2 separate regions of the Homo sapiens genome follow, and region 1 is linked to region 2. The links are chromatin loops, found by intact Hi-C in ENCODE. Cell type or tissue: endothelial cell of umbilical vein. All regions are shown on one strand.

Region 1 (4,000 bases), 110 kb before region 2:
CAAAATATTATGTACGTACAAGACATCCAAAGTTTACTAACTGGCAAGTTAACAATTTTGACTCTATGATTATACTTAGCACTTTCTAATGATTCTTTCAAATACATTGTAGGAGTTATAGTTAGCCCCAGCCATTTGTGTGATATCTGTATTTAACAGCAATTCTGAGCTTGTTATATGAGTCAGAGAGGAAATTAGAGTCTGAGGAAGCCCTGTATTTCCTAAACATCAAAATATAAAAGTTAAATTTTTCAAATTTTTAAAATTTCAATAGTGTTGGGGGTACAGGTGGTTTTAGGTTACATGGGTAAGTTCTTTGGTGGTGATTTCTGAGAATTTAGTGCATTCATCACCCAAGCAGTGTACACTGTACTCAATATGTAGTCAAAAACATCTTTTAAAAATAACTGAAGCAACACACAATAAGAAAAGGTGTATGTATAGAAATTAATGTTTATACTTTTGTGAAAATATGTAAAGTAGTACATTTTTCAATGTCATACTGCTTTATACAGATAAATGCTGCCCATTTAATGTTTTTGTTATACTTCTTAGGTTTTTTCTTTCTTTTTCTCTTTTTTCTTTTTTTTGCTACTACGTGTTTACCCTGGTTTTCCAATAGATTCTAAAACCCCAAAGAGTTTTGTTGCTGTTCTTTTGTCTGTAATAGTGGCAGTGTAGAAAAAGGAACATCATATTTGAATAAGAATTTCATCTCCAGCCTTTCTTAATGTTTGTCCTTTGGTTGGCTATCTAAACTTAAGATGTGCAAAGTAACGGTAACATTATTGTAACATTATTGTGAGGATTAGGAACGATGTTTGCAAAATGCCAAAGATTAAGTAATCAAAAATGTAAGGTTTTACTATTCTTTTAATGGTCTGCAACGTCCCGTGAGCCTTTTATAGTGTCTCCGTATACCAGGAATTCAAAGTGTCTCATGCCTTCATTTACTTCCATAACAAACTTTGGTAATAGAGTCCAGAGATTATAGGTTCATATTTCACTCATTTTTAGAGACTGATAAGGAGTTATAGATACTTATAAACATTTGTTGTAATACATTCCTTTATGGTAACAATAATTTAACCAAGATTAGCCCGAAAAAAATGCCAAAAATAAAAAATAAAAAACAAACACAAAAACCAAACAAACACAAAGTTTTCCATTTCTCACAATGCAAATTAGGCTTTTTTCAGAGTCAGAAACGAAAGATAACTGTACTTGCATTTTTAAATTAGTTCTCTTGTAATTTAAATGCCAAACAAAAAACCTTCTAATATGCTATTAATATTCAATTTAGTCAATAAAAATTCAATAAAACCTCAAGTTGCCAGACTGGAAATTAATTATAGGATCTCATTGCCCTATAAAACCTAGCTTGTAACATTATTGTTACAAAATACAAAAACATTGTTATCTGTTATTTCCTGAAGCACATCAGTTCTTGAAGTAACCCTACAAATCTGCAAATAATTGCATTTGCAATCTCTTGTTTTATGGGCTTATGATTAATAAGCATTGTTACTATGTAGTCTTCCAATTTTCAATTATATATATCAAAGAAAATAATGTGATTCCAGTAGGACTTCAAACCAAGTTTTTAAACTTTTTTTTTTCTATCCCCTTTCCTTTCCTCATTTCCCGTCACCCACAGTTTCAAGATGTAGCTCTGAGATAAACTTTACATCCTTGGAATGTTTTCTTTCCTCCACTCCCTTTCTTATCCCATTCTATGCTCCCATGCCTTATGCACACTGGTTACCTAGATGCTTGATAAACACACACCATACTCACTCATCTGGTCAAATATTTCCTGAGAAGCTTCAGGGGCCGGATGCTGATACAGACCAGACACCTCTGGCCATGATGGCACCAGCCCCTTTACCAGATGGAACGATAAATAATTCAACACAAGCCATTGAAGGGTGTCACAACACCTGACACTTCCTAGCCACCCTGCCTATTCTGCATTCCAAACTCTCTCTTTAAAGCCCCCACATTCCTTCTACAAATGGAAGAGTAGACATTTTTTGGAAAGAATTCCACCCACTCCTCTTCTTACTAGCATGGAAATGAAAATCTTGCTCTCTTTTTATCGCACCTCACTCTTGTTATTATGGCTTCTTTCTACAAGTGGCCAGCAGCCAGACCTTTTGCCAGTTACAGTCTCTTCCTTTCTGATTAACATGTGAAAGGAAAATAAGTCTTGGGACCCCCAAATCACTAAGCCAAAAGGAAAAGTCAAGCTGGGAACTGTGTCAGGCAAATCTTTCCTCCCTTTTTATTCCTAAATAAGATAAATACTGAGTTTTTTTTTTTTTTAAAGCTACATACATCCCTCACAATTTGCCCACAAGGAAATTCCTTGTGGGCCTCCAGATGCTTACCCTTAAAAAGTTACGTTGAATTTCACAACGGCAGTGTAAATTGACAGCTTATTTTCATAGGTGCAGGACAAAGGAATGACAGAACTCAATGTCATCCCTCTGTTCACCTGAGACAAATATGCATCTGATTGCTTCCTCTGCTTTATTGTTTATGAAAAAAATGCATATTCTCTAAGCCAGACTAAGGCATAAGTGACTATTCTTGTACCTCCCTCATATGTAAATTGTGTATTCAGTGAAAAGCTAATCAGATGCTCAAAAGAATGCAACCATCTGTCTCTTACCTACTTATGACCTAGAAGGCCCCCAGTTTGAGTTGTCTCGCGTTTCCGGACAGAACCAATGTATACCTTACACGTTGATGTCTGATATCTCCCTAAAATGTATAAAACCAAGATGTACCCTGACCCCCTGGGGTTAAGAATGGGCGCATTCTTAACCTTGGCAAAATAAACTTTTTAAATTAATTGAGACCTGTCTCACATACTTTCGGGTTCACAAACATTAAATAAGTTTTCCTTGAAAAGATAAAATATGGCAAAGTAAATATTCAAATCTTAAAACAGCTTCTGTAAAGTAAAAGTGCCTATTAAGAGTTCAACACTAATTGAAAGGTTATGTCTCATAAGGTAAGTAGAAAAATGAGGTCACAAAAATCATATAATGCACCCTATTTATGAAAATTCACTTTAGGTGCACTCATTTAACATGGCTTTAATATCACCCTTATAATTTGGAGGCTGTTAAGAATGTATCTTTTTTGAATGAAGACACTCTAAGTTATTTTTACCTTTCATAGCATCCATGCCTCCTACAGCATAAAGTGCCCCCACAGTTGATTTTCTAGGCTTTGTCCGAGGGCTTTGCATCATGGATCTTCTCTCAGGCAAAAGATGATACTTCATAGCTTCCATCAGGAGCTTCTGACACTCAAGATCACCAGTAAACATGGAACTGGTTTCAAGATCTGCCAGTAACTGAAAAGTAGTGATGCATGGTATATGAATGGAGAGTTCACCATTAGAAAGAACGTATTTGTATTTATATAACTTTAGAGGCTGGGCGCAGTGGCGTACACCTGTAATTCCAGCACTTTGGGAGGCCAAGGTGTGTAGAACGCTGGAGCTCAGGAGTTTGAGACCAGCATGGGAAACATGGCAAAACCTTGTCTCTACAAAAAAATACAAAAATTAGCCAGTTGTGGTTGCATGTGCCTGTAATCCCAGCTACTTGTAGGCTAAGGTGGGTTGATCGTTTGAGCCCGGGAGGTAGAGGCAGAGAAAACTTGAGCAAACCGAAATGTAGAAGTTTGAATATTTCATGCTTTTTGTTATTTAGTATGATTTTTATTTTCACTTATCAAGGAAAATAACTAAAAATCTGCTGGTAGTAGCTAATGACCTCTGCATATTTATTCAATTGACACATTATTCATCCTTTGAATATGTACACATATAATTTAAAGGAGCAAACATCAAAAAGCACTCATAGAAAGTATTGCTGAAAGCAGTTAAAGAGAATGGCTCTGTCTGCACAAGCAAGAATCTCCTAGTCTACTGCATGTGGCTAATACAAGTAGCAATCTTTTTGGCGGATTTGGGGTAGTTGTG
Region 2 (4,000 bases):
AAATGCAACCTGCAATCCCTACAGTTATATAGCTTTTCCACGAGCAAGCACAAAATATTTAGGAAAATTTCACACATACGTGCTTTATTTCCTGAGAAGTTTATATGACAGACAATCTAACATTATTATTAATGTCATTTCACAAAGTCTTCTGCATGTTTATATTTCAACAAGACTGAGTTCCTATAAAGGCATCATTTTGCTGTAATGTTATTAGGCTGCTTCTTCTTCTGATAAACTGTTTTGAATTTATGAAAGCAAGACACTGTGAGGTTGTTTTATTGGGAAAACTTATATTAAGAAGCAAATCTGCCAGTCCTTCTTCTCTATTTTTAGGTAGAGACATAGTATGCCAGATATCCAGGTTTCCAAATAAATTAGCATGTTGAACTACTATATGATCTAAAATGCATAAAAACACTTATTTTTCTATAGTACTACTGAATATTAATTACATTGCCAATATTATCAACTGTGTCTAAAACACGTTGGGACTATAAAAATGTCTGATAGTGAAAAAGCAAAAAACAAAGAGATAAGGATACACTAGGTTAAGTTATAGTTGACAGTATTAGAGAACAGAATGTAATTTTCTTGCACTCAAACAATACCGGTGGGCATAAAAGTAAAGACAAAATCAAATGTTTTATGAACTATACCCAAACTACACTATATCGTCACTGTTTATTCAATTTTCATTTTATGTAAAAGCTGAAATGCTCCATTTCCCGCTTTAAGATCACATTGCTGTAAGTAGCATCTTATTACCTGCTTTATGTAGAATATTTTCATGCTTGCAAAAACTAGCTATGAAAGTAATACAACTTGAAATGAGTCTCCGAACGCCAAATATTCCATATTGTCACATAAAGATAACACAGTTTTAAGAGTCAATATCGCAACTATGTACTAAGGAAACAGATAAGGATGTGCTGATCAGTCACAGCTTTTATTTTGTTAAAGTTGGCCTAACTCACAATGTCAGAAAGAGTTCTCCGTGATTCATAACACTTGCACAAAGAATTGCATTTAAACATCTGAGCCACGGAGTGTATTTATAGAACATTAGTAATTACAATAAACATCTCTTAGAATTGAAACAGAATTCTTAATGAAAATAGGAGAAGTAAACTCATAACCCACCCCCCAAATTTCCGGTAATTATAAAGACGTATTCATTATTGCTGTTTTCTTTTATAAACTTAGAGGAGACGGTTTCTGAGAGACTCTGATTGGCTGAATACAAACTCAGAGATTATTATGACACTTTCTATTTAAACACTAAACATGAATTGTAGAGGATAAGTTAACTGAAGTTACGGCATTCAGTTATGCGACCAAAAACTCTTACCTTGCTGTAGAATCTTCTATATTGTCATCAGCCATCATCTCCAAATCTTGTGCGCGTTTCTCACAAGCTTCTTTGAATAAATTCTTCTCTGGAACTGATTTAGGAGTATCTTCATTTGCTTGAAAATGTACTATCAGATTATGTTGCTGCAAATTCTGAACGGCTCTCTGATGGGCAGGGGCCGGTCCTGGCACTGGTGCCAGTATATTGTGGTGGACAGGACTGTTGCTTTTCTTCAGTCCGTTTCTGTCCCGAGAGTGGCTCTTCAACCTGCCCTGAACCGGGGTCCCTCTATGCTCATATCCTTCCTGCTGAAGACAGCTTCCAGTGTTGGTGGAACCTTGAAAAGGATGACTAAACCACCTCCAGCGTAGCCTTAGGATCTGTTTCACATCAAACTCTTTCTTGCCAGACACTGACATCGTAGCAGGAGGAAAGACAAAAGCCTTCTCTCACAGAAAGGAAACGGAGCCTTTGTTATCTCTTGTTTTTCTGCCTCTTCTGTAGAACTAACAAAAGCACAAGTGCCGAGAGCAGTCTTTCTTGCTTTCTCTCCCCTCCCCCACTGCCTATGATACACTGTGAATACTTGTAGCCTTCTAGCAGAAGCAGAAGGCTGCAGCTAACAGTGTAGGTGGGAACCCATGCTGACAGGATGATGAGGTCAGACCTTAAACAAGTAAATCAGCTTACCACAGGAAAGCAGCCACCACAACACTCTCCAGCTGTTAGATTTGCAGGCTTGCAGCCCTCCTGCTTGGACTTGCAAATATCTAGCCCTGCTTCTTCAGTATCAAAGTACAGTAGCTGCAGCTGAAACCCAGGCAAGTGAGCCAAAGCGAAGTGTTTAAACTTATTTTCTTCTAGATTCCTTCTACTCACGCCTCCCCTGCTAGATTCATTTCTCAGTAGCCCACTTCTAAAAATGTGCCACTTTGTTCCATGATAATATGCGACAGAGGAATTCATTATAATCTATTTTGAGATTCCTTTTATGGAAACTTTGAAAATGGTTCATTAAGGGAAAGCATCAGTACCCTCATGCGGGTTCGTAATTAGTTTTTACAAAATTAATCTGAAAATGTGAAAGTCTCTATATGAATATTTACCTGAAAACTTGACAGATTTTAGAAACATGTAAGAAAGTATTGGTTACCCATGACCACTCACACAAACACGCCATTTGGGAATGTAGAAATGGTATTTTTAGTCTACATATGGAGGAAGAAAGCAGTGCTTTTCCAAGCTAGTTAGGTTAAAAGAGATGTCTTCTCTCAGTTACCACAGCTTGAAAATGAATAGTTCATTCTGGCTCCATGCCTGGATACAAACCTTCTTATCATGCCTTTTACTTTCACAGGCAGTGTTAAAGGTTTATTTTCTTTGTTCAAAAACCCTTATGAGAGGATGAACAGAGTATGTTTTGAATTAATTCCAAATCATCACACTGTTCAGGAATAACTGTGCCCAAAGTACTTTGAGATCTGAATCATAATCACTACTTTGTACAGATGGACATGTTTACAAAAGACAGTCATGTATCAAGAATGCATTTATCATTGACATTTTGAAATTCAGTTTGTACTTTATCCAGTTCTCATATCATGCATACAGGTGATAAAGGGGAAATTATACTGGTGTATGACTAGAAAGAACACTGAAGTTGTAAGATTTTGCTTTTAGTTTGACTTTATGGTTAATGAACTGTGTGACCTTGGACAAGTCACTTTACTTTTTTGCATCTCAATTTCTTCATATATATTATACGGAGTCTAGACAGATTTCTATGTTTTCAAAAGCACTCAGATGTGATGGATTTAAAAACAACTGAAGAGAGAATAAAATGAATCTAAGTTTTGATAGGCATTTTATCTGTGGTTTTCTTTAAATTCAATTATACCTCTCCCTTTCCCCTCTTGTTTTTGTAGGTGTGATAGTTAATTTATGCATCAACCTGACTGAGCTATGGGATGCCCAGATATTTGGCTAGTCTCGATGTTTCTGTGAGGGTATTTTTTTTTTGGATGAGTTTAACATTTAAATTGATAGACTGAGTAAAGCATATTCTCCTCTCTAATTGGGTGGGGCTCATCCAATCAGTTGAAGGCCTAAATACAACAGAAGGCTGACCTTTCCCTCAATAAGAGAGAATTACTCTTGCCTCACTGCCTTCTATCTGGAACATGGGATTTCTTCCTGCCTTTAGACTTTAACTGAAACACTGCTTCTTCCTGGATTTCAAGTCTGCCAGCATTTGCGCTGGAAATACACCATTGGCTCTCCTCAGTCTCCAGCTTGCCAACTGCAGATCTTGGGACTTGTCAGGCTCCATAATCATGTCATCTAATTCCTTATAATAAATCTGTGTGTGTGTGTGGTGTGTGTGTGTGTGTGTACATATAGAGGAAACAAACTGTAAATATCAGGCAGAATAAATAAAATGTTGTAACAGAAATGTAAATAACATGTGGTAGGAGCAAGAAGTACTAAATTATCCATTTAAGTAACTCTAAATAATACTTTTTCATATATCAGGAGTCTATAACCTTATTTTTCTAACATGTTCTTTGAGCTTGTTATGATTTAGATATAATTGGGGATTTGCCTGTGTACCTTTTACCATAAGATGAAGATTAACTAATATCTGTC

The links. A loop is a pair of places that touch in the nucleus more often than their neighbours do. Peaks named below come from ENCODE experiments on the same cell type or tissue, not always from the same donor. Only the 100,000 strongest peaks of a DNase experiment are listed, where the experiment ranks them.
Region 1: it touches region 2 in a loop (5-fold over the local background); 1 of 110 quality-filtered maps calls a loop at or near these places.

What each region holds. Positions count from the first base shown.
Region 1 is chrX:87,624,977-87,628,976 of GRCh38, reverse strand. It overlaps KLHL4 (kelch like family member 4), which reads right to left. Exons shown (of 11, transcript NM_019117.5): 6 at 3,181-3,367. Among named protein-coding and RNA genes, the nearest start is that of KLHL4, 110 kb to the right of the region's middle. In endothelial cell of umbilical vein, no CTCF peak of the experiment used is centred here; a DNase peak (open chromatin) is centred at 1,746; H3K27ac peaks cover 1,259 bases.
Region 2 is chrX:87,515,667-87,519,666 of GRCh38, reverse strand. It overlaps KLHL4 (kelch like family member 4), which reads right to left and starts at 1,865. Exons shown (of 11, transcript NM_019117.5): 1 at 1,352-1,865. The coding sequence starts at 1,773. RefSeq lists enhancers at 1,134-1,909, 1,910-2,685. In endothelial cell of umbilical vein, no CTCF peak of the experiment used is centred here; DNase peaks (open chromatin) are centred at 996, 1,946, 2,816 and 3,626; H3K4me3 peaks cover 2,455 bases; H3K27ac peaks cover 3,982 bases.